5 separate regions of the Homo sapiens genome follow, and regions 1, 2, 3 and 4 are each linked to region 5. A link is a contact called in ENCODE Hi-C or POLR2A ChIA-PET data. All regions are on one chromosome and are shown on one strand. Each heading gives the region's core, a stretch centred on a gene start or an enhancer-like site at or near the end of the contact. The rest is flanking DNA. Distances are from core to core; before and after follow the strand shown. Region 1 has its middle 33 kb from the start of LINC02954. Region 2 holds the start of PLAAT3 (phospholipase A and acyltransferase 3). Region 3 holds the start of TMEM109-DT (TMEM109 divergent transcript). Region 4 overlaps MARK2 (microtubule affinity regulating kinase 2). Region 5 has its middle 9.6 kb from the start of AHNAK.

Region 1 (4,273 bases), core at 597-3,096, 1.5 Mb before region 5:
AGGAAGAAAGAGGGGGAAGGAAGGAAGACAATGTTCATGAACAGGTTGCTATTATGGGCAGCCAGAGCTCAATGGTGCTGGGGACCTCTGGGAGACACACCTCAGAATTGTCCCACCAAGGGGGCAGGGAGCTGGGATATTGACCCACCCTCTCTGCCTGTCATTGGTTGAGGAGACATTAACCCCCAGCCCCAGCACTACCGAGCGGCCTGTGAGTGAGCTGGGCACACGCTGTGTCGGGAGAAGCCACAGGCAGAGGGTCAGAGGCACATGCTATAAGGAACCATCTTCCATGGGAATGGTCCAGGAAAAGCACCAACAGCAACTGCTCCATGTTCAGAGTGTGTGTGTGTGTGTGTGCATGTGTGTGTGTGCGTGTCAGGGAGAAGTCAGGTTGTGGCAATGGTGGGGGCAACTCTATCTGTTTAGGAGGAAATGCTAGGGAACTGGAAAACCCACGGTGGCTCAGCACCATAAAAAACACTGGGGAGGCCGGGCACCGTGGCTCACGCCTGTAATCTCAGCATTTTGGGAGGCCAAGGCAGGAGGATCACTTTAGCCCAGAAGTTCAAGACCAGCCTGGACAACATAGTGAGACCCTGTCTCTACCGAAAAAAAAAATTGAAAATCATCCAGGTATGGTGGTGCACACCTGTAGTCCCAGCTACTTGGGAGGCTGAAGCAGGGAGGTCGCTTGAGCCCAGGAATTTGAGGCTGCAGTGAGCCATGAATGATCACATCACTGCACTCCAGCCTGGGTGAGAGTGAGACTCTATCTCAAAAACATTTTTTTAACACTGGGGATAGGAAAACAGAACCTGACAGACTGAGAGGCAGGGTCTATGAGAACTCAACCTCACTGCCTCCCTGGGCTGCTCCACAGCAGCCCTGGGCTCAGCGGCAGGGGTTACTGCACTGAATGAGTTCCCGCCTGAGCCCCCAAATCTTCAAAGGTAGTATAATTCCAGGGAGTTTTATGCTTAGAGTTGCCTGGAAAAGGATTGCACCACCCCAGAAGGAAGTGGGGATGAGGCTGGTGGCGCTGGAGGGGACTGGAGCGGATCCGCACTGAGAAATCGGCATTGCCTCCAGTCCTCTGCCCATTCAGGGCTATGACTTTATCCCTGCTGCCATGGCCAGTGCCCAGCTCTGCCTGCGGGGTGAGGGTTGGGGCTCAGGTTTTCTCCGAGCCGTCTCGGGAGGGGCGGATCATGAAGGAGGTGGGGCTGTGTGGTGGGCGGGGCCTGCTTTCCATTCACCTGTCCCAGAGGTGGAGAGAAAGCCGCGCTCCCCAGGGCAACCGTCACAGGATGTGGTTGGCAGTGTTGGGCCCCCTCCTCGGGCCCTCTGAACCCTCCCCAGGGTGGCGGGGGATTCCTAGGGGAGGAGCCACTTCTGGGGTAGGTGGGGCAGACTCAGCGGCAGGGGGCTTGTGAAAGCCTGTGTTCAACTCCCCACTCCACCCCTCCTGGCAGTGTGGCCTCAGGCAAATCACTCAACATCTCTGAGACTTTGTTTGCTGTAAGTTGGTCTGTAGAATGTGTGGGCAGTAGTGGGTAACTCACAGGTGGTGGTGAGGGTTAGAGGGTTGGTAGTAAATGACCCCGTCATTGGTAGATTAATCACTGCAGGTGAGAGCGCTCCTTAAAAGGAGAAAGGGGAAGCCAGGAGGCACTCAGCAGTGCCTGGGGTCTTCAGTGCGTTAGTGCTGGGGGCAGGGCGGGGCAAGGGTTGGGGGAACATGGAGAATGTCTTGTCCCACTCTCATTTTACAGGTGAGGACACTGAGACCTAGGGTGGGAAAGGACCTGTCCAAGGTCACTGAGAGTTAGTAACAGAGTCACAATTCAATCCTTCCCCACCTCGTGCCCGCCCCAGCTCACACAGGGAGATGGCAATGCCTTCTGAGTCACCCCCATTTCCCCAACCTCCCCGGAGCTGCCTCTCTCACCCCAGCTCTCCCACCCAGGGCCCCCCACAGTCTCTGAGAAATTGGGAAGCTCTGCCCTAGCCCTGGGCAGTCTGAAGAAACAGCACCACACACAGTAGGAGGGCTGATCCCAGCTGGCCCCTGTCTCTATGTCTCCCAGGGACTCAGACCTGGGACCTGCACCTTATTGAGCCGACATGGGCCAGGCCTGTGCTGAGACTGGGAAAGCTGAGATGAATGACAGCCAGGCTCTGACCTGAAGGAGCACCAGCCTGGCAGGGAAGTCACAAACATAAGCAGGTGGCTTCCCCTCCACTCCTGGGAGACCTCATTATAATACGCCTCAAGGATCTGGGACAGGAAACACAAAGAGGCTCAATGGACTTGGCAGCGGAACCCAGTGGTTCCAGAAACATTGGCGTGGGGGGAAAGGCTGTGTCCCAGAACGGAAGCACCCAGCAATTTGACTGACAGCTCTGCAAGCTCAGGCAGAGAGTGATGCACAGGGAATTCCTGGGAAGCTGATGCCTGATCTGGGTTGTAGAGGATGAATAGGAGTGAACCACCGACGTGGAGAGGGAAAAGCATTCCAGGCCAAGGGAATGACACGAGCGAAGACACAGCAAGAAACTGCACGGCTCGCGAGGTCAAGGGAGGTCCAGTTTGAGAGGAGATGAGGCTGGGGATGGTCAAGTCTCACACCAACCCCATTTCATGGGTGAGAAAATTGAGGCCCAGAGAGGTTAAGTAAAAAGCCAAGGTCACACAGCTAAATAATGACAGTGCTGGGACTTAAATACAGCCTAGCTTCAGAGTCTGAGTGTTAATCATGGCTCTTCCAGTGTCCCTGTGCCACCACAGCCACACGGCTGGGCATTATTACCAGAGCCCCAGCCTAGAATCTGGAGACACCGGCCTATCTGCCCACCAACAGCACAGGCACCGGCTGCATTCTGGGATACGGGGTTCGGGAATGTAGAATCATCACTACCAGGCACCCTTATAGAGCCAGCTCTGTGCTGAGCTCTGGGAGGCACAGAAAGGAATGGAGCCTGGCCCTTGCCGCTGGGGAGTTTACAGGACCTGGGGCAGAGAGAGACCAGTAACTGCCGTTCATCAACATGGTGATGATGACGGTGGGTAGCATTTACTATGTGCCAGGTATGTGTTGTTTCATACAATCCTCATAAGGGCACTCTGAGAAGGTATTATTCTCCCTAATTCGTAAATAGGGCAACTGAAACCCCGAGAGATTAGATGACTAGCCAGAAGCCACACAGCTTGGCAGGTAGCACAACTTTTCCACCTCACTGCAAAGCCCCAGTGTGAAAACACCACGCCGCACAGCGAGGGCTCATGATAAGCATGTTTAACCCACATGAACTTAAGTGTGTGCTCAGCAGCAAACAGAAAGACAAGGGGCAACCCAGCCCAATATTTCCCTTGGTTGAACAAACACCCAGGAGGAGACAGACAGGAGCTGTGGAGCCTCCGTTCCCTCAGATCCTGGAAGCCGTTCATCCTGTGGGTACCTTGCCATGCTGGGTGAGATTTTAGCTGTTGGGGATTCATTTTTCATACACGGTGGGCCTGAAACAAAGCCCACCATTTCAACGAGCTGCTCTAATGCTGCAGGGAAAACACCTGGTTTGGAGCCAGAGCAGGGCAGACTCACATGCAGGCGTCTTCCTAAGGGAGTGTTCTTTCCTTTCCCTCACTCCCTCCCTCCCTGTCTGCCCTCCTCCCTCCCTTTCTCCCTCCTTCCCTCCCTCCCTCCCTCCCTCCTTCCCTACCCTCCCTCCCTCCATCCCTTCCTTCCTTCTTCTTTCCTTCCTTCCTCCCTTCCTTCTCTTTCTCTCTCTTTTCTTTTTTTTTTTCTTTTCTTTTTTTTTTTGGGATGGAGTCTTTCTCTGTCACCCAGGCTGGAGTGCAGTGGCAGAGTCTCATCTCACTGCAACCTCCGCCTCCCAGGTTCAAGCAATTCTCCTGCCTCTGCCTCCCGAGTAGCTGGGATTACAGGCACACATCACCACGCCCAGCTAATTTTTGTATTTTTAGTGGAGATGGGGTTTCGTCATGTTGGCCAGGCTAGTCTTGAACTCCTGACCTCAAGTGATCGTCCTGCCTCAGCCTCCGAAAGTGCTGGGATTATAGGCATGAGCCACTGGGCCCAGCCCTTTCTTTTTTTAAAATGGGAAATACCTTAACCGTATTAAAACTCCAACAACATGAATTCATACCATTAAAATCTTGCCCCCTCCACCCTGCCCCTTCCTCCCCACCCGGCCCACCCAAGGTAAACACAATTGTGTCTCTGATGTAGAAAGAAGCAGATGTGAACCC
Region 2 (4,006 bases), core at 551-3,050, 1.1 Mb after region 5:
AAGTTTCAAAAACAGAAGTTGTAGTGTTACTATTATTCATCTCTGATACCATCCTACATCTAAGTTTTTCCTTTTTTCAAAAATACATTAATGTGATTAAAACCTACTAATCCATTTTTTTTCCTGCTTTTGCACTCACATTTACTTTTTCATTTTTAATTTTTTTACTCTCATGATTACATATATAAGGTTTTTACTGTCATGATTACATATACGAGGTTCAATAAAAGAAAATGCTCACTGTGTTTCTTTCTGGACATTATTACTATTCATTGCATGATTATTGCTAAAAATAATGTTATCAGATAGAGAATGATATTAAAAAGTGACCACTCCAGGTGTCAAACAAACATGCCAGATACACCCTGACACCAGGCAAAACTCTTTATATGGACTGAGATAATAACAACAGTGAATTATGGTTGAGCACTCAAAATGTGTGCTAGGCATTGTTCTGGGCACTTTCTGAGTATTAAGTGATATAATCTTCACTCTGCGGCAGGGCTCGGTGGCTCACGCCTGTAATCCCAGCACTTTGCGAGACCGAGGCGGGCGGAGCACGAGGTCAGGAAGTCGAGACCATCCTGGCTAACACGGTGAAACCCCGTCTCCACTAAAAATACAAAAAATTAGCCAGGCGTAGTGGCGGGCGCCTGTACTCCCAGCTACTCGGTAGGCTGAGGCAGGAGAATCGCTTGAACCCGAGAGGCGGAGGTCGCAGTGAGCCGAGATCATGCCACTGCACTCCAGCCTGGGTGACAGAGCGAGACTCCGTCTCAAAAAATAAAAATAAAAATAAAAATAAATAAATAAAACAAAACCTTCACTCTGGGAAACAGTGGATTTGAACTTGATGAGAGTCTCACAACCAGATGCTCAACACTAGGAGGGTCCACCTCCAAATCCCATCCTCTGAATCCCTCTGCTGCGGTCCGGCCAGGCGGAAGGGGGGCAGTCGCCAAGCACAGTTAACGCTGGGACTCCGCTGGCAGGGCTGGTCATGGGATGAGTCAGCTGACATAGCCCCCAAGGCCTGTCCCGCTGTCCGGGTGTGGCTCCGGAGGGCAGCGCCAGATTTCTGCGGACAGACCTGCCCTGGCCACCTCCCTCCTGAGGGTCCCGCCTTCCGCTGGGCGCGTTTCAGGCAGGGCGCCCCCACACCGGCCCCCGGAAGGACGCGCCGAGACAACTCCCAACAGGTGCGCGCCGACCCGCAGCTGACACCGATGCCTCGCAGCTGACAGAGGTGCGGGCCCCACATCCTCGAGGCTCCTCTCTCGGAAGCAGTAATTCAGGCTCCGAGACAACGAGTCCCCACTAACAGGGGGCTCCCAGCCCCGCCCAGCCCCGCCTCGCCCCGCACTTACAATGGGCGCACGCATCTTCCCTCGCGGTGTGGACCCTCAAGGCCAGGCTCGATTTCGCTGCGTAGATGTCTGAGGCAGGGGGAGCAGGGATTTATTGTCATTAACAGGAAACTGCGTCTCCAGACCCCACGGGACTGCGGCTTCTGTTGGGCAGGGCGTGAGAGGCGCGCCTCGGACCCCAGGAACAACCACCTCGCTCCCTTTAACAACTTTCTCGCCGGGGCCCGGCGGGCGCCCAGGAGGCTGCAGGTGCCAGCGGGCGGCTCGGCAGGCTAGTCTACACCCGCCCTACCCAATTAGATCTCTTCCTCGCGGAAGGGGAGAAGCATCCCAGGCACCTCGCCCGGCCTTATCGCACCCTTCCAGGAAGACCCGATCCACCCACCTCGCGGTCTCGGAGGCAGCGCTGCAGCCCCAGCAATTGGACCGGGTCTAATGGCCGCGGTGGCCGGGCCGGCGTGAGGTCACCCGGCCCCTCCCCGCGCCGCCGGCTAATGAGAGCCTCGCAGAGCGCCCGGCCCCGGTCCCGAGCCCGGCGACTGCAGGACGCCCGCGCCCCCGGCACCGCCTCTTCCCGCCTCACCCATGCCCTGCGCGCCCAGCATCCAGGAGTCGCACACACTCGACCTCTGCACACACATCACACTGCAGGGCCATGATGGGTTTACTTTCGCCTTCACTCAAGAATGGGCTTATAGTTTAAAAACTGAAGGAGTTAAAAATATACCACCAAGGGCCGGGCGCGGTGGCTCACGCCTGTAATCTCAGCACTTTGGGAGGCCGAGGCGGGCAGATCACGAGGTCAAGAGATCGAGACCATGCTGGCTAACACGATGAAACCCCGTCTCTACTAAAAATGCAAAAAATTAGCCGGGCGTGGAGGCATGCGCCTGTAGTCCCAGCTACTCGGGAGGCTGAGGCAGGAGAATCACTTGAGCCCGGGAGGTGGGGGTTGCAGTGAGCCAAGATCGCGCCACTGCACTCTAGCCTGTGCAACAAAGCGAAACTCAGTCTCAAAATATATATATGTGTGTATATATATGTATATATATGTGTATATATATGTGTGTATATATGTGTGTATATATGTGTATATATGTGTATATATGTGTGTATATATGTGTGTATATATGTATATGTGTATATGTGTGTATATATGTGTATATATGTGTGTATATGTGTGTATATATATGTGTGTATATATGTGTGTATATATATGTGTATATATGTGTATATATGTGTATATATGTGTGTGTATATATATGTGTGTATATATGTGTATATATGTGTATATATATGTGTGTATATATGTGTGTATATATGTGTGTATATATGTGTGTATATATGTGTGTATATATATGTGTGCATATATATGTGTGTATATATATGTGTATATATGTGTGTATATGTGTGTGTGTGTGTGTGTGTGTGTATATACACACCACCATGGCATATTGGCTGTTTTGAATTAAAGGCATTTAAAACTCAGCAGGTGCAAGAAGACCCCTTTTCTGTGTCTTAAAAGCAGATGAAATTTCCATGTTGAAGGACACCTTCCTTATACTAGAAGAAAAAGCAACATCCTTATCCTCAAAGAGGAGATGTTGAGACGGAAAGAATTCTGTACAGACCTTGTTGAAATAACTTTTTTCATTTTTTACTTTTTGGGGTTTTTTGTTTTTTTTTTTTTGAGACAGTCTCACTCTGTCACCCAGGCTGGAGTGCAGTGGCTCTATCTCAGCTCACTGCAACCTCTGCCTTCCGGGCAAGCGATTCTCCTGCCTCAGCCTCCGGAGTAGTTGGGATTACAGACGTGCACCACCGCGCCCAGCTAATTTTTGTATTTTTAGTAGAGACAGGGTTTCAGCATGTTGACCATGCTGGTCACGAACTCCTGGCCCCAAATGACCCACCTGCCTCAGCCTCCGAAAGGGCTGGGATTACAGGCGTGAGCCACCACTCGGCCCATTTTTTACTTTTTAATTGACAAAAATTGCCACGTATTTGTCATGTACAACATGTTGTTTTGAAATATGTATACATTGTGGAATAACTAAATCGAGCTAATTAACATATGCATTACCTCACATACTTCTTTTGTGGTGAGAACACAAAACCTCTCCGTAATTTTCAAGAACATAGTACATTGTTATTTACTATAATCACCATGTTGTGCAATAGATCTGGTGAACTTATTCCTCTATTCCTCCTAACAGAAATTTTGTACCCTTTGACCAACATCTCCCTGACACCCCCCTGTTCCCCCCAACCGCCGTAACTGCCATTCTACTCCCTACTCGTGGGTTCCATTTTTTTAGATTCCATATATAAGTGAGATCACAAAGTATGTGTCTTTCTGTGCCTGGCTTATTTCACTGAACGTAATGTTCTCCAGGAAAATAACTGTTATCTGGTAAGCCTCCCCACATAATTTAGTTGCATCTTTTTAATTTTTATTTTTATTTAAATAGAGACAAGGTCTCAAACTCCTGGACTCAAGTGATCCTCCCTCCTTGGCCTCCCAAAGTGCTGAGATTACAGGCGTGAGCTACCGGGCCCCGCTCTTAGTTGCTTCATTACAACTTACTATTCTTTGTCCAATTCGGTGTAGAAGTAACTGACACCAACTACTTCTTTGG
Region 3 (4,155 bases), core at 1,464-3,963, 1.6 Mb before region 5:
GCCTTGTTCCTCCCAGACCAAAGCTGCTGTTGCTGCCTGGGGAGCATGGGGACACATTGGCCAAAGACCCAAAAGAAGCTTAATTTCCCAGGTATCTTCAGTAGCAATCTGTGTGGATAAGTGACAGAAGATTAGTCAGGGAGAAGTTGCCAGCTTAAACAACTGACACTGATAATTAGATGAATTTTCTTTTTTTCTTTTTTTTTACATGGAGTCTCACTCACTGTCACCCAGCTGGAGAGCAGTGGCGTGATCTTGGCTCACTGCAACCTCTGCCTTCTGGATTTAAGTGATTCTCCTGCCTCAGCCTCCTGAGTAGGGATTACAGCACACACCACCACACCTGGCTAGTTTTGTTTGGTATTTTTAGAGAGACAGGGTTTCATCATTTTGGCTAGGCTGGACTTGAACTCTTTCACCTCAAGTGATCCCTCTGCCTCAGTCTCCCAAAGTGCTGGGATTACAGGTGTGAGCCATTGCCCCCGGCCAGGATTAGATACATTTTCTCCCCCAACTTTGGCCCTATATTCATTTTCCAAAAGGTGTCTACGACCTGAAAATCAAGGATGGGAAGAACCCTGAACTGTCTGAGACTGTTTCTACTACCCACATGGAAAAGAGAGTTGAAAAGAAATTAATTTGTCATAGAAAAAAAAAAAGGTTAAATTTCTTTCCCAGGAAAGTCTGTGACCTGAGATTGTTAATCTTAGACATCAGAAAGGATCGCACAAGCAAATGTAAAATTGAAACTGTTAGAAAAGCTGGAAGGTGAGGTTTAGGATGCTACCAGAGCCTGTCCTGGAAGAAGGACTCTTAGCTGAGGGGCAGGAAGTGACAAGAGCTCAGATGAAGATGGATGTGTCTGAGGAACATCTGATGGAAAGAAACAACTGGGTGAGGTGACAGATTGGGAGCCTACAGAGTGTGTACTCTAGGAGGAAGGCAGAACTGGAAGGCTGAATGGTTGGGGGTGGGAGGGAAGAGTTACGTTTTAGAGGGTTGAGTTTGAGAAACAAGTTTTAACATCAAAAGGAAGCTCTCCTATGACAGCTCTTGATGGTGATAAAAACATTCAGTCAGCAACCTGGATTTTTTTTTTTTTTTTTAATGTTCATGCTTGTTGCTTCCTTGAAACTTCACACCTACTGTGAAGTGGTATTTTTAGGTCCTTTATAGTTCTTGAACGTCAAGCAATGAAGGCTCAGAGAAATGAAGCTGTGTGCTCAGGATCACACGACAGGCAAGAGATCACCTCATTCTGAAGCCCTGTTCATTCTCCTTCACGGTGCTGCTGAAGCAGGATATTGCCCTGACCTTTCACAGGACTCACAACAGGGGTGCCCCGTTTACTCAGCCCGCTGCTCTCAACTCCTCATGGGAGGGAGTACGCAAGTGAACAAGGCGGGAACTGGAGTGCACAAGCGCTGGAACAAGCCAGCCGTTTTTCAGCACCAGTGGGATCACACTCCACTCACTCAAGATTCACCGCGTTCCACCCCTCATAGGAGGGAGCGTGCAGGTGAGTGGGTGCAGGAGCCAGAGCGTGCGCTTTTGGACACCGGCAGGAGCGAACTCCGTGCAGGCCCCGGGGCAGTGTCCAGGCAGAGTGCCTGAGGCTCCTGAAGCCCCAGAGGGCATGTTACAGTGTTCTTTTGGCTCTGTCGTCCGTGGACAGCTTAAGTGTTAACAGCTCCGTGGGCCCGCGGTTGCCCTCCACCAGCAAGGGCAGAGGGCCAGCGTGACAGCTTTTGTATCCGCACTCGTGGCTCCCGAGCTCTTGTCCAGCGTCCAAGAAAAATAAAGCTGCACGAACAAATTAAAGGACAAATGCCTGGGATTTTATTGCTGATCAAAGTGGATTTCAGAGGGAAGGTGAGCTGAAAAGAGGGGGGTGGGACAGGCCGGTATGTAGTCTTCCCTTGAAGTCCAGCTATCTCCAGCCAGATTCGTCTCAGAAGTTACGCCTTAAGCTGTCCCTCTGAAGACAAGCTGCTTCTCTCTGACATCCAGCCATGGTCGTCCCCTCATCCAGCTGCTTCTCCTCTCTGCCAGATGAGTCTGGGGTCTTTCTAGGCACAGGATGAGGCAGGGCAGAGCCATGGGTGGCTTAGGAAAAGGCAACATTCAACTGGAAAAACATGGATAGAAGTTCTCACTTTGGGCCATGGTTTCAGGCTTTTTGGCTTGAGGGTGGGGTTTCACCAGGGACCCGCTCTTTTCTACCTAGCATTTATCTGCCTCCTGTCCCTATGCACTGCCTTTGTGGCAGAAAAAGGAGAGTGAGAGTTGGTTCCTCTCTTTCTCTGAAATTCTGAGCTAACATTTGGGAGCCGTCTACAGTATTCAGGTATGAATTTTCTCTCTGGGGGAGCGCATTCGTTTTCCTAGAGCAGTGTGCTTTTAATTGCTCCTTTAATATCTTTCTCTTTTGTGCCTTTTTAGCGCGAAAAGTGTATGGGAAGACTAGGTGCTCGTTAGCGGCTCGGTTAGAACTACATTGCCCACAATGCCCCAGGGAACATTTGTAGCTCTAGAACTACATGACCCAAAATGCCGAGTGGTGGCAAGAGGAGGATTAGCTTCCACTCCGATTTCAAAGATCCAGTTTACCCACTCTACAGCCCAGATATAGTCACTTATTTCCCCTTTCCAGCCAGAGACTTCCGTTCCCTGCTGGAACTTCCGATCCCATTCTTCTCTCGGTGGGAATGCTTGTGGGGGGAAAAAGAAACGCAATAGATAAAGCGGGGCGCATGCGCTCCCGGCACAGGCTTCGATTGTGAGGAAGGCCGGCTAGTCTCCGAGCTCATCCCGCCTTGCGCATGCGGAGAAGGTAAACCAGCGCCCCGAGTTGAGGCGCGGGTTTGGTGGCGCGTTTCAGCGAAGTCGCACGTGAAGGATAGCAGTGGCCTGAGAAAGGTGAGAGCGGGCCGAGGTCGGAATGTGGGGCAGCGCACGGGAAGGGGAGACAGCAGCCGCTGCAGGCGGCACCAGGCGGAGCCGCGAGGCCTGGAGAGTCCGAGTGGGGAGGGGTCCGCGCGCCCAGCGTGCGAAACAAACCGGGGACCCGGATCCCCGTTGCTATGCAACCGGGGGCGTCGTTTCCAGGCAACCCGGGAGGCGCACGTTTCCGGGGAGAAGAGGGTTGCGGCGAGGTTCCGAGGTCCGGCAGAGGTGGAGCGGCTCCCGGGCGTGGGGACCAGGCCAGCGCCAAGCCCGAGCCCCCGAACCCCGACCCACGGCCCAGCCTCCTGCAGCCTCGGCTCGAGCCCTTCGGGGGGCCCCAAACTCATGGGTCGCGCCACGTTCCTTGCCAGCGACGCTACCCCTCAGCGCTTGGCAGGGGACGCGCCGTTCGAAATAGCACATGCCACTGACACCCTGTCTCCGGGAGGCTGCGCCCCGGTTAGGGCGCGGAGCGGCAGGGAAGCTGCCCCTTTGCCGTCGCCCTGCCCCCAAACAGTTGCTGGGCAGCAGCTGTCAGGGGTTTAGTGGGAGCTGCCCCCAACCTGCCAGGGCGCTGACTTCATTCTCTGCAGTGGCGGCTTCGCCTTGTTTAGGACCTTCCTTTAGACTCAGCTGTGCTTCTCGTGTGGCTGCTGTATATTTGGATCTACTATTAAAATAACCTCCCTCCTCACCTCTCCATGGCTTTCTCGTTCGACCCTCACGGTTTCTTGGCAGGTTGCTAATATTCATTTAATAAACATTTATTAGTCATCTTTCCTACTAGGCGCTGGGGATTCCAACATGTCAAGTCTAACCGGGAGTCGCTCGGTCTACTGGGGAAGGCAGGTTGATAAACTGCTAAATTATGCTACGATATATAGTCAGTGGTAATGTGTGTGCTGCAACATTTCTATAGATGTTTAGTTTACAAAGCGCTTGCTGCAGAAATATCTTAACTCCTTACAGCAACTCTTCACCTGGGTTCACTCCCTTTTACGTTTGAGGAGACTGCAACTCAGGCAGGTTAAGTAACAGGCGTAAGGTAGTAGCTTCTAGTCCGTGGCACACTTGAGCCTGGGACGGAAGTCAGGGGTCCTTTGTACACTGCTGCACTTTTGAAGCTTTGCTTAGACTTTTCCCTGAGCTGCTGGCTATGCATCCGAAATTCCTGAGGAGCTTTGCAAAACAAAGGGCTGAGTCCCTCTC
Region 4 (4,077 bases), core at 311-2,810, 1.3 Mb after region 5:
GTCTTGGAAATTCCCTTATGCTGCTCTCAGTCTGTGTAATAGTGAACAAGACAGCCAACAAGAGTTGTGAAGGAGGCCGTTCAGCAAGCAATGAAGTGCTAGTGCAGGAAGGCCCGAGCTGGGAAATGTCCGGAGAGACCCTGTGAAGTGATGCAGGGATCAGGAAAGCTTCCTGGTGGAAGCAATGTCTGAGCTGAGGCTCACCACAAAGAGGAATGGGAGTGACTGCTAGAGGGAAAGTGTTCCAGGCAGTGGAAAGCTGTGGCCAAGACCTGGGGGGGTCTGAGAGGCCATTGTACATTTGAAGACAGGTGGCTGGAACCCAGAGTGAGACTCTAGGAAGGGAAGAGAGTTAGTCTGGAGCTGCAGGCAGGGAAGGGGAGACAGCCAGCTCATAATACAGTGTGGGCAAAAATCCAGAAACCATGTGGATCTAATTTGATATCAATTTTACATGTATATGTGTATATACCTACACACACATACATAAAATCAGTTATGTTTGTGTGTGTGTATATGCATATTTGTGTGTGTGTGTACGTGCGTGCATACAGAAAGTTGTTTTTTTAAGGCATGCTTTAAATACGAAGCCATCACTTCCTTTTCCCAGTCCTGGGTGCCTTTTGAGATGAGTGTTGGTGCTCCCCCCACCGCCATGTGCCATCTTCTGGAGTAAGAGGGAGTGCTTTCACTGTGTGCAGGTGTGGCTAAAGAGTATTCACTGTGTGCAGGTGTGGGTGAAGAGTATTCACCGTGTGCAGGTGTGGCTGAAGAGTATTCACCGTGTGCAGGTGTGGCTGAAGAGTATTCACCGTGTGCAGGTGTGGCTGAAGAGTATTCACCGTGTGCAGGTGTGGGTGAAGAGTATTCACCGTGTGCAGGTGTGGCTGAAGAGTATTCACTGTGTGCAGGTGTGGCTGAAGAGTATTCACTGTGTGCAGGTGTGGGTGAAGAGTATTCACTGTGTGCAGGTGTGGGTGAAGAGTATTCACTGTGTGCACGTGTGGCTGAAGAGTATTCACTGTGTGCAGGTGTGGGTGAAGAGTATTCACTGTGTGCAGGTGTGGGTGAAGAGTATTCACTGTGTGCAGGTGTGGGTGAAGAGTATTCACAGTGTGCAGGTGTGGGTGAAGAGTATTCACTGTGTGCAGGTGTGGGTGAAGAGTATTCACTGTGTGCAGGTGTGGGTGAAGAGTATTCACAGTGTGCAGGTGTGGGTGAAGAGTATTCACTGTGTGCAGGTGTGGGTGAAGAGTATTCACTGTGTGCAGGTGTGGGTGAAGAGTATTCACTGTGTGCAGGTGTGGGTGAAGAGTAGGCTGTCCAGGATTTCAATCCTTGGCTTTTGCTCTGCAGCAAGGGCTGGCTGAGGGCACTGTGAGGCTTCTTCAGGCCCAGGAGTCAGGCCCACTTTCCCTTTTCTCTTGAGGGAATGACTCAGAGAACACTCCTGCCACCGGAGGTTCTGCAGGCTTTTGAGAGGCAGCCAGTGGAGGCTGATGGTAGCAGTTGGTGAGAAAGAGGAAGTATGTAGTGGCCATTCCTCCGGCCACTCCTGACAAATATTTCTGTCACTAAACAGCACCTCTCTGTGGCAGCCTTGGGCTGTGTTCTGGAAAGGGAGGAGCTTTCCTCTCCCTGTGGGAGGGCCTGTCATCTGTGGCTTCTGCTTTGCCCTTGGCCACAGACTAGATTGCACAACACAGCCAATGAGAGTCCCTCTTCCCTCACAAGTGCTTGGAGTGCAGACCTTAACTTACAGGGTTGTAGAAGTGACCGTGTTCCACACTGCAGGGTCCAGGTCACAGCCGGCAAAGCACATGAAAATTGACCTAAGGTTAGAATGTGATTATCCTACTGGGAAAGGTTTACTGGGACAGCATTTCACTTCTGACTCCATAGGCTGTCGTCTCCTGCCAGGGAGTGAGTTTTGTTTCCATGCTTGTCCAGTCTTTACTGCTTTCCCAGAGGCCATAAACCTGCCTTTTCCCAGAGGCCATAAACCTGCCCACCTCCTGCTATGTTCTAGTTCTGATAGGAGTACCATTCAGAGTTCTTGGCAGGGGACCAACCCGCTTCTACCGTGGTTGGTTTCCCCTCCTTTTCCCAGCTTGTTTGATGTGCACGTTCTCCAAAATTCTTATGCAGCTGGTTGGCTCTGTAGTGCCCAGAGATTGGAGCTCCTGCAACGGGAACCCCGCCGCTTCCCTCCCTGGTTTTAGGGGCAGGGCTTGAAAATAAAGAATCATAATCTCCCTTCCTCCTCCTCCTCCTCTCCCCCACTTCTCCCTGCCCCCACCCCCACCCCCACCCCCACCCTGCCAGGCAAACTGGAGTGACCAGCTCAGAGCGGGACTCAGTCCACCTCCCTGCTCTGCATGTCAGCAGTGATCTGGAGGAGATTCCGGGGCGCATGAGTATGTGAACTCTGGAGCACGTTACTGTCCCGGGCTGGCACTCTGTGGCAGGTGTGTGCACTCATTCTGCTGTTACTGGAGACCAGTCTCCTTAGGGGTGATGGTGACCCAGCTAGATGTCTGCCAGGTCTGTCCAAGGCCACCCTGTTCTCTAATAGCTTGGGAAATGGAAAGCACTTCTAAATACCCCTGCTCTTCAGAAGAGCTGGCTGGGTGGTTTGGGGAGTTTCTTCTTTGAATCTCTTAGAGTACAATATCCCTTTTTTCCCGAAAGCCAGGTTCTTTAGTTCCTAAGCTCCATTCTCTTGTTGCTAACTTACTACCTTCAGTTTTCTTAGGTTGGGTGCATCTTCCCTGGCCTCAACAAGACAGTGGCTGAAAGGTCAAGAGAGTGGTAGCTGCTCCTTTGAGAGAAAGGGGATGTTGGAGTGGGAGCACAGGCTGCCAGCAGTTGTTTCACCTTCCCCCTTTGGCTGGCTAGGAAAGGGGCACCACTTTAGTCTTCTGCCAACCTCCACAGCCAGCTGTGGGAAAACCCAAAAGGAAACATCCTCTCGCTGCTAAGACTTGAGAGCCTGAGGCAGAGACCAGCCAGTAGCAGCCCGACCCTGCTGAATGGGGAGGATTGTTTATTTTATTTTATTTTTTTCTGAGACGGAGTCTTGCTCTGTTGCTCATGCTGGAGTGCAGTGGCGCGATCTCGGCTCGCTGCAACCTCCACACCCCAGATTAAAGCGATTCTTCTGCCTCAGCCTCCCGAGTAGCTGAGACTGCAGGCATGCGCCACCACGCCCAGCTAATTTTTGTATTTTTAATAAGAGACAGAGCTTCACCATGTTGGCCAGGCTGGTCTTGAACTCCCGAACTCAGGTGATCCGCCTGCCTCGGCCTCCCGAGGGACTGGGATTACAGGCATGAGCTACTGTGCCCAGCCTGAAGATTGGTTATTTAGGGGCTGTGACAAATGGTTTTGCAGAGGAGCACTGGAAAGCCTGTAACTTCACAGAGCCAGGGGTCAGCTTTTGTGCCATAGCCTTATAGCTTCTGTGGCCTGTAGTGCCTGAGGCCAGGGGATCAGGTGCTGACCACCTTTCCCTCTTCCTTCCTGTGTCTTGCGGCCAGCGACTGTTATTGTCAGGTTGACCCTCTGGTTAGAGAGGATGACTTTGGCCTGGTGTCCAGACTCCCTGCTGCCTTATCCCCTCTGCCCTGGAACTGCACCTAAAAACAATTACTTTCCTCCTGATTCCAACATAAGTGGTCACAGAAAGTTCTGTTTTGGCATTTTGATTTCTGATTGGGAGTTTAGGCATCTGAGAATTGAATGCTTGCTTTATACAAATATACCCTTAAGACATCTCCTCTTTTTTCAGCCCTACATGCTTTGCTTGGGTATTAATTGAACTTGGGGCTTTTTAGGGACCTTATGTTGCCTACCTTCCTAGTTTCCCCTCCACTCCACCCCCAAAAAACCCAAAGAACATTGGAAAAATTGAGCAGTGCCTCAAGGTCACTTGATCATAAGTGGTATTTGGCATAGTTAACTGGTTTGGTGTTTGGTGAGAGATTTCTGCTTTATATTTGAGCAAAAAATTTCTTGGCGGGAGGCCTCTATGCTGTGTTGCCAATGCTTGCCCTGTGCGCAGGGTTTGCCCCCTCC
Region 5 (4,345 bases), core at 1,485-3,984:
CCTTGGGTCCCCTGTGAGTCAGGGGAAATGCGGATCTCCCTGAAGGATGACTGCCTGGGTTCCCGCTATAACCAACTATCCTTCCACCTTGAAAGTCTCCCAGGATGGGTACCGTAAGCTCATCATTCCACCTCCCTGGCCTGCTCAGCAGCTTCCACCCCTCCTGCCTGACCTTGGCAGCCCTTCTTCCCTCAGCCCTGAACTCTAGAGCCCTCCTTACCCTCTGACAGCTCCCCCTGCCCTACCACATTCCCTCCTTCACCCCTTGGCTCTGCCCATCTTCACCATCCACCCCATCCCAGCAGAGCCCGCCAGATGATTGCAAAAGGGCTGAGCCAGCAGAGAGGCCTTCACATGACAGCTGTTCCTGCTGCAGAGGGGAGGGGGCAGCTGGGAGTGGAGGCACATTCCATGGGAGATCCTATCAGAAATAGCCCCAAACCCTAACTGACCATCTGCCCCAATGATCTGCACATCGCCCATTCAATAGGCTTGCCTCAAAATCCTGAGGAAATCAAGAAAACAAAGAGGGGTGGAGAAGGGAGGGGCCTAGGGGAGTGAAGAGAGCCCAGGAACATTGAGACGGGGTCGCCAGGACATCACCACTGAGCCAGTACCACCAGCCCAAGGTATTCTCCCTCTAATGGGAGATGCAACTGATGGCAGTGCTGCCCTCCAGCACCCCCCACCATACCCTACTCCACCCATCCCTTGGGTGCTGAGGCACTGGGACACCCCAGTAATTCCCCTGGAGTAAAACAACAGCCTGCTCTGGGAGCCATGCCAGCCTGACTGGAGCAAACAGACAGGAACAGGTGGCAGTTTCTGTAACCTTTCAGGAGCACCAATGTGAGCTCCACAGCACTAGAGGAAGAGAACGGGGTGGGAACCCCAGAATCACATTCAAACATACAGGAGCAGGCCAGGCACGGTGGCTCACGCCTGTAATCCCAGCACTTTGGGAGGCCAAGGCGGGTGGATTACCTGAGGTCAGGAGTTCGAGTCCAGCCTGGCTAACATGGTGAAACCCCATCTCTGCTAAAAATACAAAAAAAAATTAACAGGCATGGTGGCACACACCTGTAATCCCAGCTACTTGGGAGGCTGAGGTGGGAGAATTGCCTGAGCCCGGGAGACAGAGGCTGCAGTGAGCCGAGATCATGCCACTGCCCCTCCAGCCTGGCCAACAAAGAGAGACTCTGTCTCGAAAAAAAAAAACAAAAACACAGGAACACAGCAAGTGGGGAAAGTCAGTGCCCTGCAGTGCCCTATAGGTACACTGGTTGGAGGAGCTGGGGAAGCTACAGCACCCAGAAAAATCCATTTGATGTGTGGAGGGAAAGTTCTGAGTTGACAACAAAGAGTGCCCGTTGCCATGAAAACCACAGTATTAATTTCAGAAATGACTGGGTGGAGCCTCCAAAGCACTTCATTCCCCTCCCTTCAACATTCTAGGCTTCCCCCACCTTTCAAAAGGGGAAGTGGCACATTTGGGGCATGTGGGCAGCTGGTGGGATGGGTCCGACCCAGTGAGAGCAGCAGCTGTCCAGCTCCAGCTCAAAGCAGGGCACGAAAAAAAGGAAACAATATAAGTCTTTCTTGGAAGAACTTTAAAGGTTTTTAACTTTTTAATAAGTGACTTAAGCAGAAGTGCCAAAAAAGCTAAGATAAATAGCTGCTTATAACCAGTATCTACTGGTTTATCTACAAACTAACCAAGTCTCTCTCAGCCCCTCCCATTCACACTCCAGGCTCTGTAAAGATTTTATCTGAGTCAACTGCAGCCCTGAGCCCCGACCCCTTCTCCAGTTTCTCTCACCCTCCCTCTGTGGAGGTTCTGAGATTTTGCCCAGTAAGTGGATAAAAGAGCCTCCCCCTTCCCTCATTCTACCCTAGTTTTCTAAGATCATGCCCTGCCCTCAGCCCCTGATCCATTCAAACACCCCCTTCCCTTTCTGCTCCTCACCCCAGTCTCTGTGCCATGTGCTGGACCATGGAGTCGGGTCGCCAGCTCTATGTGGTGTTTGGGTGGCATGAGACTCCCTAGCACCAAGAGAAAACTGCCCAGCAACCACAGACATCCACAGGCGCAGGCTCTGATTGGCTGCCCACAGCAAAAGCAAGGAAAAGGAAGGATCCAGCAAGCCATGGAGAGCCCAGCGGGGATGGGAAGGGCAAGAGCCCTTGCTGCAGTGACTCAGGCCTCCCTGGGGCAGGGCGGGGGACAGAAAGAACTCCAGATGTGCTTCCCCTTTCCTGCCTCACATCTGCCGTTAGAAACTTCCACTGTTAACCTCTCCCCTACCCACCACAGCAGAGAAGCCCTTGCATCCCACCCCCATCTAGAGGCCAACGGCCCAGCCTTCCTGGGGCCACAACCCTCTCGTCTTGAGGCTCCTCCTCCTGCTTGTGGGTACTGGCCCTAGCCCAAGTGCAAGCACTGCTTCAAACAACAACCTGGCCACCCTTACTCTGCACCGCGTGGCGAGGGCTGGAGGCAGGATGTGCAGATGACTCACTCTTCCTGCAGGCAGAGGAAGGCTGAGGTAGGGGTCTCTGCCCCAGCGCAGACCACCTAGTCCATGTGGGCTGCCAGGCCCGCTGCTGCCCATGGCCCACCCAGAACCCCCGACCCACTTCACAGTTGGGCTTCCCTCCTGAGCCTTTCAAGCAGCCCTCTAAAACCTAAACTACTCTTCCAACTTGGTCCCTCCTGCCTGAGGCTTCAGCCACAGGAGGTTACGGTAAGCAAACACCAGGAAGGTGGTGAAGGTCCCACAACCACAGAAGGAGGTGTGATTTGAAACAGAATTTGGGAAGAGTCTGACAGCTTCAGTGAGGCCCCAGCAACAAGCTAAAAGGCACGCCCCAAGCCTGCATCTAGCACTTTCAGTTGCAATCATGGCAAGCACTACTAAGGCCTCCAACTCCTGGCCTCAGCCATCCCCCCACCCAAGTAGCCAAGACTACAGGAACATGTCAATGCACCAGCTGCACCTAGCATTTTCAGATCCTAGCTAACAAGAGCTCAGGAGGCTCAGAAGAAAGGTTATCAAGTTTGGACCCAGCTCAAGATGAGCAGCCAGGGAGCAGTCTGAGCAAGCATCAGCCCATCTCCACCCATATGGATTCTAAACCACAACTCTTTTCTGCCCACTCCAACTGCAGGTCAAAGTGCTCAGCTGCAGATGACAGCCCTATCCCCTCCCAACTACCAGCCCATTGTATGTACCTGGTTTCCCCATCCAAGCCAAGAGCCCTCTTCTGTGCCTGGACTAAGAAACAGAATGAAAAAACCACACAGAAAATCATAAGCTGGGGACCAAAGGCAGTCAACCGTTTCTGCATATGCCTCAAAATGTGACTCAATCTAGAGGTTTCCAGTTTCACCTGAGCTGTTAAATTTACAGGAAGATCTTAAATGATCTTCGGAAAAGACAGAAGAGCAAGAAAATCTGAAAAGGATATTAATAAAAATTAAGCTCAAAGGGGAAAAAATAGTAACCTTTGGCCTGAGCAGGATATTAGCTGACAATTACAACTACTCTACCTTCTAGGAGGCAGCAGGGTGTGGACACAGGCTTCAAAGTGACACCCACTGGGCGTGGTGGCTCACGCCTGTAATCCAAACACTTTGGGAGGCCAAGGTGGGCAAATCATGAGGTCAGGAGTTCGAGACCAGCCTGGCCAACATGATAAAACCCCGTCTCTACTGAAAATACAAAAATTAGCTGGGCATGGTGCACGTGCCTGTAATCCCAGCTACTCAGGAGGCTGAGGCAGGAGAACTGCTTGAACCAGAACTCAGGAGGTGGAGGTTGTGGTGAGCCGAGATCACACCATTGCACTCCAGCCTGGGCAACAAGAGTGAAACTGTCTCAAAAAAAAAAAAAAAAGTCACACCCAAGTGAGGCGTGATGGCATGCACCTATAATCCCACCTACTAAGGGGGCTGAGGTGGGAGGATCACTTGAGGCCAGGACTTCAAAACTGTAGCACGATTGGTGGCTCACGCCTGTAATCCCAGCGCTTTGGGAGGCCGAGGTGGGCGGATCACGAGGTCAGGAGATCGAGACCACGGTGAAACCCCGTCTCTACTAAAAATACAAAAAATTAGCCTAGCGCGGTGGCGGGTGCCTGTAGTCCCAGCTACTCAGGAGGCTGAGGCAGGAAAATGGCGTTAACCCGGGAGGCGGAGCTTGCAGTGGAGCCAAGATCGCACCACTGTACTCCATCCTGGGCGACAGAGCGAGACTCCCGTCTCAAAGAAAAAAAAAAACTATAGCACGATTGAGCCTTTGTACAGCCAGCCACTGCACTCCAGCCTTAGCAACATAGCAAGAAC

The links. Hi-C counts contacts between places; a loop is a spot of excess contacts on that map. ChIA-PET counts read pairs that join two places held with the same protein, here RNA polymerase II (POLR2A). Pooled maps may share reads with other maps.
Region 1: a map of naive thymus-derived CD4-positive, alpha-beta T cell shows a loop between it and region 5 (7-fold over the local background). The contact joins two enhancer-like sites. A Hi-C loop is called at or near these places in 1 of 168 maps with a recorded cell type or tissue (naive thymus-derived CD4-positive, alpha-beta T cell) and 4 of 50 pooled maps. POLR2A ChIA-PET finds 5 or more read pairs at or near these places in 1 of 52 experiments (activated T-cell).
Region 2: a map of ovary shows a loop between it and region 5 (5-fold over the local background). The contact joins the promoter of PLAAT3 here to the enhancer-like site in region 5. A Hi-C loop is called at or near these places in 1 of 168 maps with a recorded cell type or tissue (ovary). POLR2A ChIA-PET finds 5 or more read pairs at or near these places in 1 of 52 experiments (activated CD4-positive, alpha-beta T cell).
Region 3: a map of CD8-positive, alpha-beta T cell shows a loop between it and region 5 (7-fold over the local background). The contact joins the promoter of TMEM109-DT here to the enhancer-like site in region 5. A Hi-C loop is called at or near these places in 1 of 168 maps with a recorded cell type or tissue (CD8-positive, alpha-beta T cell), 1 of 37 single-sample maps with no recorded cell type and 7 of 50 pooled maps.
Region 4: a pooled map shows a loop between it and region 5 (2.1-fold over the local background). The contact joins two enhancer-like sites. A Hi-C loop is called at or near these places in 1 of 50 pooled maps. POLR2A ChIA-PET finds 5 or more read pairs at or near these places in 3 of 52 experiments (OCI-LY7, PC-9 and activated CD8-positive, alpha-beta memory T cell).

Annotation. Positions count from the first base shown.
Region 1 is chr11:61,020,570-61,024,842 of GRCh38, forward strand. No RefSeq gene overlaps it. Among named protein-coding and RNA genes, the nearest start is that of LINC02954, 33 kb to the right of the region's middle. RefSeq lists an enhancer at 1,066-1,115. Within about 2 kb of position 1,847, at least 5 of the 41 ENCODE cell types and tissues checked have a DNase peak (open chromatin) inside an H3K27ac peak, as active enhancers do.
Region 2 is chr11:63,612,633-63,616,638 of GRCh38, forward strand. PLAAT3 (phospholipase A and acyltransferase 3) reads right to left here and starts at 1,801. Exons shown (of 5, transcript NM_001128203.2): 1 at 1,753-1,801; 2 at 1,368-1,436. The coding sequence starts at 1,382. LNCROPM (lncRNA regulator of PLAAT3 mediated phospholipid metabolism) reads left to right here and starts at 3,676. Exons shown (of 4, transcript NR_199012.1): 1 at 3,676-3,780. RefSeq lists silencers at 1,854-1,933, 1,954-2,013.
Region 3 is chr11:60,911,350-60,915,504 of GRCh38, forward strand. TMEM109-DT (TMEM109 divergent transcript) reads right to left here and starts at 2,714. Exons shown (of 2, transcript NR_186356.1): 1 at 2,611-2,714; 2 at 1,817-2,128. It overlaps TMEM109 (transmembrane protein 109), which reads left to right and starts at 2,809. Exons shown (of 4, transcript NM_024092.3): 1 at 2,809-2,919. RefSeq lists enhancers at 1,048-2,046, 3,045-4,043, 3,438-3,607 and a silencer at 3,098-3,257.
Region 4 is chr11:63,870,596-63,874,672 of GRCh38, forward strand. All of the region lies in intron 1 of MARK2 (microtubule affinity regulating kinase 2), which reads left to right. Among named protein-coding and RNA genes, the nearest start is that of MARK2, 34 kb to the left of the region's middle. RefSeq lists an enhancer at 1,251-1,360. Within about 2 kb of position 1,561, at least 27 of the 41 ENCODE cell types and tissues checked have a DNase peak (open chromatin) inside an H3K27ac peak, as active enhancers do.
Region 5 is chr11:62,554,222-62,558,566 of GRCh38, forward strand. No RefSeq gene overlaps it. Among named protein-coding and RNA genes, the nearest start is that of AHNAK, 9.6 kb to the left of the region's middle. RefSeq lists enhancers at 1,784-2,589, 1,992-2,081, 2,092-2,151, 2,482-2,621, 2,590-3,393 and 2 more. Within about 2 kb of position 2,735, at least 41 of the 41 ENCODE cell types and tissues checked have a DNase peak (open chromatin) inside an H3K27ac peak, as active enhancers do; they include CD8-positive, alpha-beta T cell and ovary, where a contact is called at or near this core.